Regions from separate parts of the Homo sapiens genome. Here region 1 is linked to region 2. A link is a contact called in ENCODE POLR2A ChIA-PET data. All regions are on one chromosome and are shown on one strand. Each heading gives the region's core, a stretch centred on a gene start or an enhancer-like site at or near the end of the contact. The rest is flanking DNA. Distances are from core to core; before and after follow the strand shown. Region 1 has its middle 17 kb from the start of ZFHX3-AS3. Region 2 overlaps ZFHX3 (zinc finger homeobox 3).

The links. ChIA-PET counts read pairs that join two places held with the same protein, here RNA polymerase II (POLR2A).
Region 1: POLR2A ChIA-PET joins it to region 2 with 10 read pairs in BJ. The contact joins two enhancer-like sites. POLR2A ChIA-PET finds 5 or more read pairs at or near these places in 5 of 52 experiments (AG04449, BJ, MCF 10A and 2 more).

Annotation. Positions count from the first base shown.
Region 1 is chr16:73,213,617-73,217,882 of GRCh38, reverse strand. It overlaps a transcript of ZFHX3 not described here. Among named protein-coding and RNA genes, the nearest start is that of ZFHX3-AS3, 17 kb to the left of the region's middle. Within about 2 kb of position 2,247, at least 5 of the 41 ENCODE cell types and tissues checked have a DNase peak (open chromatin) inside an H3K27ac peak, as active enhancers do.
Region 2 is chr16:72,988,153-72,992,435 of GRCh38, reverse strand. All of the region lies in intron 1 of ZFHX3 (zinc finger homeobox 3), which reads left to right. Among named protein-coding and RNA genes, the nearest start is that of ZFHX3, 58 kb to the left of the region's middle. Within about 2 kb of position 2,340, at least 26 of the 41 ENCODE cell types and tissues checked have a DNase peak (open chromatin) inside an H3K27ac peak, as active enhancers do.

The DNA.
Region 1 (4,266 bases), core at 998-3,497, 230 kb before region 2:
TAACTACAAAGCCACCAGCAGGGGGAAGTGTGCAAAGAGAAGTCTGGACCGCCTTGGAGCCCCAAAATGTCCTGGGCTCCTCTGTAAACAGGGAGGCTTCTTTTGTGCCTTGGGTAGAAAAAAATAAATAGCCCTATTGTGAGGCTGTGAGAGAAACAACCTTTAATCCTTGCAAAGCCCAATAATATTATGTATATTGACTGAAACCCCGTGGAGTGGGCCTGACGGGGTTTTTTCATTACCAGGGTACATTGTAACCTAGCTACCTTTGAAAAGTAACCAACATCGAGAGGCACTTGACATTTGCAAAGTATTATGGGTGTCCTCTCTATGTCTTCTCAAGTTCCCAAATTTACAATGGTCTTAATTTAAAAGTTAAGCCAGGGGATCAATTGCTTAGTGTAGGGCCAGGCTGCCCTTTTTAAAACAAAACAAAAAATACCAAACCCCTGTGGGCCAGTGTGACCTGACTTCCTTATTTGACTCAGATTTTGGTGGGTTGCATGTTGCCTTGTGTTGAATTTCAAAGGAAGGTGTCTGAACTCAAATCGGACGGTCATGTTCCACTTCTCCAGGTGTTGCTGAGGCATACGAAGGCTGCAGCAGCTGGTAATGAGTTGGTGAAAATGAAAAAGGAACATAAGTAGCTTCTTTAGCAAATCCCCTGGAAATGACATGGAGCCTTGAGGATCGATAACATCGACCCATCTGAGGGCTACAGCCCTGCTCCCTCTGACTCATCTGTAACAGTCACAGCCCAGGGAAAACAGCAACATTATTACGGGCAAAACTATGACCAAATCAACTGGGAAAATCAAACTTCAGCCTGCTTTCAGCTCACTCTATTTGGGCAATGGCAGTGGGTCAACATTAGAGCAAGGATCAGGCTGAAATCCTAAGGGAGAACTTAAGTGGACCACGGCCATGCTTTCGGAACATGTCTTTACGACCTTCAGGGATATTTGCACCACTATCTGTCTCCTACTGAAACCCAGACCGTTGTTCAGGAAGCTGAACTCCTGAATTAGAAAATTAGAGGAAGGGGAGACAGAGTCCTAGTTACTTTTTTGAAAGTGTTCAGATAATATTTGAGTCCTTTTTTTTTTTCTTTTTCTTTTTTGCGATGGACTCTTGCTCGGTCACCCAGGCTGGAGTGCAGTGGCGCGATCTCAGCTCACCGCAAGCTCAGCCTCCTGAGTTCAGGCCATTCTCTCGCCTCAGCCTCCTGAGTAGCTGGGACAATATTTGTGTCTTTTGTAGTCAAATGATCTATCAGTGTTTCCTATCAAAATCAGGCAGGCTGTAATCATTGCTAAGTAAATTCAGTTTGTTTACCATAGGTTCATGCTGAGACTACAAAGATGAATGAGTTGACTCTTGACTTTGGAGTTCACAGTCTTTTGAGGGAGATGGATATAATACTAGCGATATCCAGTTTGACAAGTACTGTTGCAGCAGATCACTGGTGGACTCTGGAAACCCAGAGGACGGGAACCAATTCAGTTGGGGAAGGATTTGCAGAGAAACTGATGCTTAAACTAGAGCTGGATTGCTGGGGACCTTGAATGACATGGCACAGAGTTTGGACTTGACCTGTAAGCAGCAAGAAGCCACAAATCAAGGGACTAACATAATCCCATGGCAGTTTTGGAAAGATAACTTAGGTGGCAAGTGTATCTGTCAGCGACTGCCACAATAATGCTGTGTAACAAAGCTTCCCGAAACTTAGCATCTTAAAACAGTAAGCATTTATTTTTCCCTTGTGTATCTATAGGCCTGCTTTGGTTCTTCTGTGCTTGACTGGAATCAGCTGAGCTTGACTCCACATTGCAAGATGGGTTCAAGTTAGTTGTGCTTTCTCATTCTTCTCAGATCAATCACTATCTAGATCATATCATTCTCATGTGAGATCATCTGAGTATAAAAGCATGAACAGAAATATGCAGTGTTTCTTGAGGTCTCCATGTAGACCCAGCATACACATACACACGCACACACACACACGTCCATGCACACACACACACCTCTCTCTCCCCATTAGCCAAGTCAAGTCATGTGATTGAGCAACAGACCAACACAATGAGGAAATAAGTTCCACCTTTAATGCAAAGAACCACAAAGTCACAGGCAAAATGTGTAATGAATAATTCTTATACACAGAGGACATGATCAGTTGTGAACAGTGATTCATTCAGCATCGGGGGGAGGACAAGCTAGGGGTGGAGAAAACACAGCAGTTTGTGATACGTTGAGTATGGGGCCATGTCAAACAGAAGGAAACAATCCATTGAGCAACACAGAGAACTCTTCTGAAACTGCAGGGTCCTACCAAGTTGGCCTCACTCATATATTTAGAACAGGGAGAAAACTCCAGATAGAACATTATTAAATGGCTGGTTGAAACATTTAGGAACTCCCAGTTGAATTATAGTCTTGGCAGCAGCTGCCTTTCAGACCCATCTGGTTTGAATTGGCAAAACTGCAGCTGTGCTTTTTGGTATGGGTGAGCCTTTCTTTTGAGTAATGGGCCTGCATGGAAGGGGTGGAGAAAGGATGAAGCCATTGTCATGAAAAATGGGTAGAGAGAACAACATAGCTACTACTGTTTTGCTTTGTAACATGGAAGTAGGCCTGTGGTTCTGGGCTGGAGGACAGATTCTTGCAGGATTACTGGGTCTCCTCGGCTTCTCTAGAGCTGTCATACCCAGTAGATGCTGTCACATCACATACTTTGGTTATGAATTGGTTGTTTTGCTTTTATGGGACTGGTATAATTAGTTTCACATTTTTAATTTATAGCATCAGCTAAGCTTTTTAATCCGTTATTTATGGCAAAGAACTAAGAACTAAATTGCCCCCTGCCCCCTCTACAGAAAGCATTGCAGTTCCATACTTTGTAATCAGTTGTTTGGCTAAGCCTTGTGGCCTTCTTAAAGGAAAAGTTTTCCCACAGAGGAGTTGGTGTGGTTTCTTTGGATTTCTTCACCCTGAATCCTGGAAACCCTGAACAACAGAAAAAAAAAAAAAAAAAAAAAAAAAGGCCTTCAGCATTTCAATGGAGTAATGTTTCTCCAAAGCCCTGCTTTAGAAGAAAGTGAAGCTGGCAGGGATGAGAAACTCATGCCAGAAAATTTCCATTTGAAGAAAGGCTCTTGTGTTGAGTTGTATTTTCTGTCTTGAGCTTCCCCCCATGTAGTACTCAGGTGTATCATAACTGAAACCACTAAGAGATCTCGAGCACATGGGAAGTGAACTCAGATGTCTGGGATATGTGTGAAGAGGTCAACACCATGAATCAAGGGTCATGAAGATTAGACAAGTGAAGAACGAAGCAGAGGGATAGACTCAGAGAGCATCCTGGTCTATATCTAGTTTATTTAACAGGGCTCTGATGCATCTAGTCTGGTTTGAAAGAACAGCTGGGAGATTTTGGAATCTTCCTCCTTTTTTTTGCAATGAATTGTATTGAAGGCCACACCGTAAGTCACCGAAAAAAAAAATTCACAGTCACACTGTAGGGCTGGAAATACAGGGCACCCCATAGCTCACACTTGGCTCTGTTGCTGAGATGGCATGAGGAGAACGTGGACTGCATCCAGCCTGGTAGCCCCAGTGGGAGCCTGAACTGTGTGTAAGCTACAGTTTAGGCTTTCATCCCGACTTTGACTCTTGGCCCAAGCCCATTTGAGCTGGAGTGTTGAAGGGTTAAAGATGAAGCACTGGGCTGTGCGGAGCAGTTTCTATAGGACAAAGGGGCACACTGACACTGAGCTGGGGTCCTCCCCCTTCCCCCTATCTAGGCTGAGGGGTCTCCGTGTTTACTGGATGTTAAATAAATACCGATTGAATCATATGTTTAATGAGGTGTATCAAACATGTAATAAGATACGTATCTATTAAACAGTTGTGAAATCTTGGTAAATATGTTCTTAATAATAAAGGGTGCAGATGGCTTACAGATTGGAGCGGGGAACAAAGACCAAAGCAGCTTATGGAAGGAATAGGAGAGCCATCTTCTGAAAACTGAGAGGACAGCTGATGTTCAGCCAGAATTTGAGACATGTATCTGCACTCAACTGGAGCAAAAATGGGACCCGGGCCCATAAAGGAGAAAGCCAGAAACTTCAAAACCTCAAGACTAGGAGAAACAGCAACTAAAATTAAAGACAGAAAACATGGCTATTCACAAAAGCATCACCCGTGTTTTAAATACACCTTCAAGTTTCAGCAGTAAGTAGTTCTTATTATCATGCACTTACCCCCTGA
Region 2 (4,283 bases), core at 1,091-3,590:
TGGAGCCTGTCAGCAAAGGTCAGCCGGAGGTCCTCTCACTAAACAGCCCTCTTGTGATAGCTGTTGGAGGGGAAAGGCATTAATGGGGGAAGGCAGGGAAGCTGGCTCTGGGCTGTAGGATCCTCGCTGTGGGGGATGGGAGAGGCAGAAGTGCTGTTGATGGCTGCAGAGGTCAGAGAGGCTGATAACCCATCTCATAACCTTTCTCAGGAGGCCTGGAGGAAGGCGGAGAAACGCTTTCATTTTGGAGGCTCTGCTCTAGCAAGGAGGGAGATGGATACTTAGAAGAAACTAGGACCTGTGGGTTGGGGACTTTTAATGGTTGACTATGTGAGAAAGATCAGTTCGGCGACAGCCTCTGAGAGTGGAAGAGACCCCTCTGCCCCCAACTCAGGGCATCATTTCTGTTGTTTCTTTGTACTGCCTATACTGTATTATTTGCTTTACATTTTTCTTTTCACGGGATCCTCCGTTATAACCACAAATACCCACCTTAGCATCATCCCGAGCAATTGTGTCTGAGGAATCACAGGCTCGTGCTGGTTGGATTGGCTCAGATAAACATTGACTGGCTAATGACCAGAATGTACAAAGTTCACCCACTCCCACCTGGAACCATCTAGCCCCTGGCCAGTGTTGCGTGGGTGAAACACCCTGAAAAAAGATGATGGAAAAGACACTGGCCTGGAAGTCTGAGTACTTGTGTGTGACCATGGACAAGTCTCTCTGCTTCTCTGAGCCTCAAAAGTGAGAATACGGCCTTTGTTGGATTGCTATGCAAATGACATGAGAACATGTTCTTTGTCTGTATAAATGTTAATAAATATTAATATAAGCATTAATAGCTAACCCCTATTAAGCATCTACTGTGCTAAATACTTCACTGTCTCATTAATCCTTACAACCCTATGGGGTAAAGATGATCCTACACCCATCATATGAGTGATGAACTTGAGGCCCAAAGTCTGTAGCAAATTTGCTGCTGTTAAATGGCCTCTGCGCTGGGATGCCAGCTCAGAGCATATACTCCTAGCCACGACAGCAGTCCCTCTTTATCCTTGGGGAGACATTCCAAGACACTTAGTGGAATGTCTGAGAGGGAGGATAGTATCAAACCCTAGGTAGACTATGTTTTTTTCTCTACCTACATGCCTATGATAAAATTTAATTTATAAATTAGGCACAGTAAGAGATTAACAGTGATAACTAATAATAAAATAGAACAATTAAAACAATATCCTGTAATGACAGTTATGGGAATATGGTCTCTCCTCTCTCTCAGAATATCTTACTGTACTGTAATGTGGGTAACTGAGGTCATGGAAGATGAAGCCTCGGATAAGGGACTGCTATACTATATTATCCTAATGCTATACAGTACATACTATGCTGTGTATAGGACTTCTTTGTCATTAACCCATTTCTCTCTCTTTTTTTTTTTTTAATTTTATTTTTTGAGACAGGGTCTCACTCTGTCACCCAGGCTGGAGTGCAGTGACGCGATCTTGGTTCACTGCAACCTCCGCCTCCCGAGTTTAAGCGATTCTTGTACCTCAGCCTCTCGAGTAGCTGGGATTACAGGCATGTGCCGCCACACCCGGCTAATTTTTGTATTTTAGTAGTGGCAGGGTTTCGCCATGTTGCTCAGGCTGGTCTCGAAGTCCTGGCCTCGAGTGATCCACCTGCCTCGGACTCTCAGAGTACTGGGATTACAGGCATGAGCCACTGCGCCCAGCCATTATTGACCCATTTCAAGGTGTTAGTTTAGTGCTTCTCTGATATCTGCCTGTTGGGTACATTATTAGACAAAAATCGTTTAAAGTGAGGAGAACTGGAAAGAAGAGGGTGCTCAGCTCCTCCAGGGTGGATCCCTTTTAAGATCGCTCAGCAGCTACAGCAAGGTCTTCAGCACTCAGTTCCTGTCTGTTTGTCCCATCCGTGGCTGGGACAGGCCTGGACTTCCCCATAGCTCTCTCCCGCCCGCTTCAAATCAGGGCAAGATCAGTATGTGGTGATGGGGGCCTTGGAGGCAGGGGCACGATGTGTGAGACTGATAACGTTCTTGCAGCCTGAGACATGGGCTTTAGAGCAGTTTCGAAACTCTGTGTTCTCTCTCTTCACAAGTACAATGCGTTTCCCTGGCATTTACAGGCCAGGACCTGGGAGAACGCCGTGTCGTCTTAAACCTCAGAAATTGCCAAGTGACAGTGCCAAGGGACGGGTTTACTGGTTTCCCCTCCATCGGACTGAGTGCAGCTGCCCTTCCCCACCCTCCTGCAGTTAGGGAGGCGTGTCCCTCTTTTGACTGGCTGAGTCAGAAATCAGCCAGGACTTAGCGCTTTTTGATTTGAACAGAAACGGTGGGGGGAAAAAAACCCAAACCTTGTGGTATTTTATAATTCGGGAAAGTTGGTCTAGAGAGGGCCAGCGAATTGGCTGTGGGACCCTGTTAGGGAAAGGTCTGGGCCTCCTGACTCCTGCTTTCTCTTTTCCTGAGCCAGAGGAGCCCCAGGCCTGTGCATGAAACATACTTGACAAAACTAAATTTTTACTGAATTTCCACCCCTTGGGTGCTGACTAACACCACTTCCCCACATATAACTCTGCGTCCGCATAATTAACATATAATTTGATACCTGGAAATTCATGCAGGGTGGAGCTGGAATGGATTACTCAGCTTTTGGCAATTCTTCCTGGGCTGTAGAACTCTGTGTGCTGCATCTTGCTTCTCCTGTTACTGCTAACTCATTTGGCCCATATTCTTCCCACTTATTTCTTCCTTCTGCCCTGGAAAGATGAGTGAAATAAGTATGTGGTATGTTTTTGTCATTGAAGCAACTGAAGGATTGTTGACTTATCCATGTGCACTGTCCACTTACCTAGTATGCGTGTTCTTAGCCTGCTTCTCGCATTGGCTGGTGGAGTTTGATAGTGCCATGGTTTCTTTTTTTTTTTTTTGAGACAGAGTGTCTGTCGCCCAGGCTGGAGTGCAGTGACACAATCTTGGCCCACTGCAACTTCCACCTCCTGGGTTCAAGCAATTCTCCTGCCTCAGCCTCCTGAGTATCTTGGATTACTGTCATGCAGCACCACGCCTGGCTAATATTTGTATTTTTAGTAGAGACAGGGTTTCACCTTGGCCTGGCTGGTCTCAAACTCCTGACCTCAGGTGATCCACCCGCTTCGGCCTCCCAAGGTGCTGGTATTATAGTCATGAACAGCCGCACCTGGCTCTGTTTTAATTTTTTTTTTTTTTTAATTTGAGACAGCGTCTTGCTGTCTTGCCCAGGCCAAGAGTGCAGTGATGTGATCTTGGCTCACCGCAGCCTCAAACTTCTGGGCTAAGTGATCCTCTTGCCTTGGCCTCTCTTAGCTGAGACCACAGGTGTGCACCACCACTTCCTACTAATATTTGTATTTTTTGTAGAGATGGGGTCTCCCTATGTTGTCCAGGCTGGTCTCAAACTCAGGGGCTCCTGTGATCCTCCCACTTTGGCCTCCCAAAGTGCTGGAATTGTAAGTGTGATCTCTGTGCCTAGCCAGTACCGTAGTTTATTTCATTGCCTGCTTCCTCATCAAGATGATGCCATCAGTATTAAAAAATGCAGTCAGTAATTATCAGTGAAGAATAAAGATGAAAAATTATGATGATTTTGCAATTTAAATTTATAGCATATGCTGATGGTTATAAGTTTTGTTGGAGAAATTATTTATTGTGTTGACACATGTATTAATGTGGGGGAATCATGGCTCTTAATGTACATGATACCTGCCTTTATAGATTGAAAGACTGGGTGAACCCTGACCTGTTGCAGGGACCCAGTTAGTGCAATTGAATTCCAATCAGGATCACTTGGAAATGAATCCAGAAATCCGCGTTATTTGAAAAGAAGTGATTTAGAGCAGTGCAGAGGGAAGATTGTATATGGTGTGAGCTCAGAGGAAGGCTGGAGTGAATCCCTTAATCAGAAATGTTTGGCGGGTTCCAGCCTGCATATCGACCCCTCGATGGCCACAGCTTCCTGATCCAGTGGCTGGAGAAGGATCTTGGGTCCGTGTACCAGCTAAGCATGCACCCTTCAGTCAGCTGCAGGAAAGGTGGGAGCGGGAAGAGTAGCTCCGGGACTGGCTGGCTGTTCCCTGCCCTAGACTGTGCTTATGAGCCTTTCAGGTTTTGAGAACTTGACTTTGGAAAGCTTCTAAATTTGTTCCTAGTGGGTTGATGTATTTTGTGGAGGTCAAATTAGAGCTAATGGCCTTAATGGTTTACAGTGCTCCTAAAT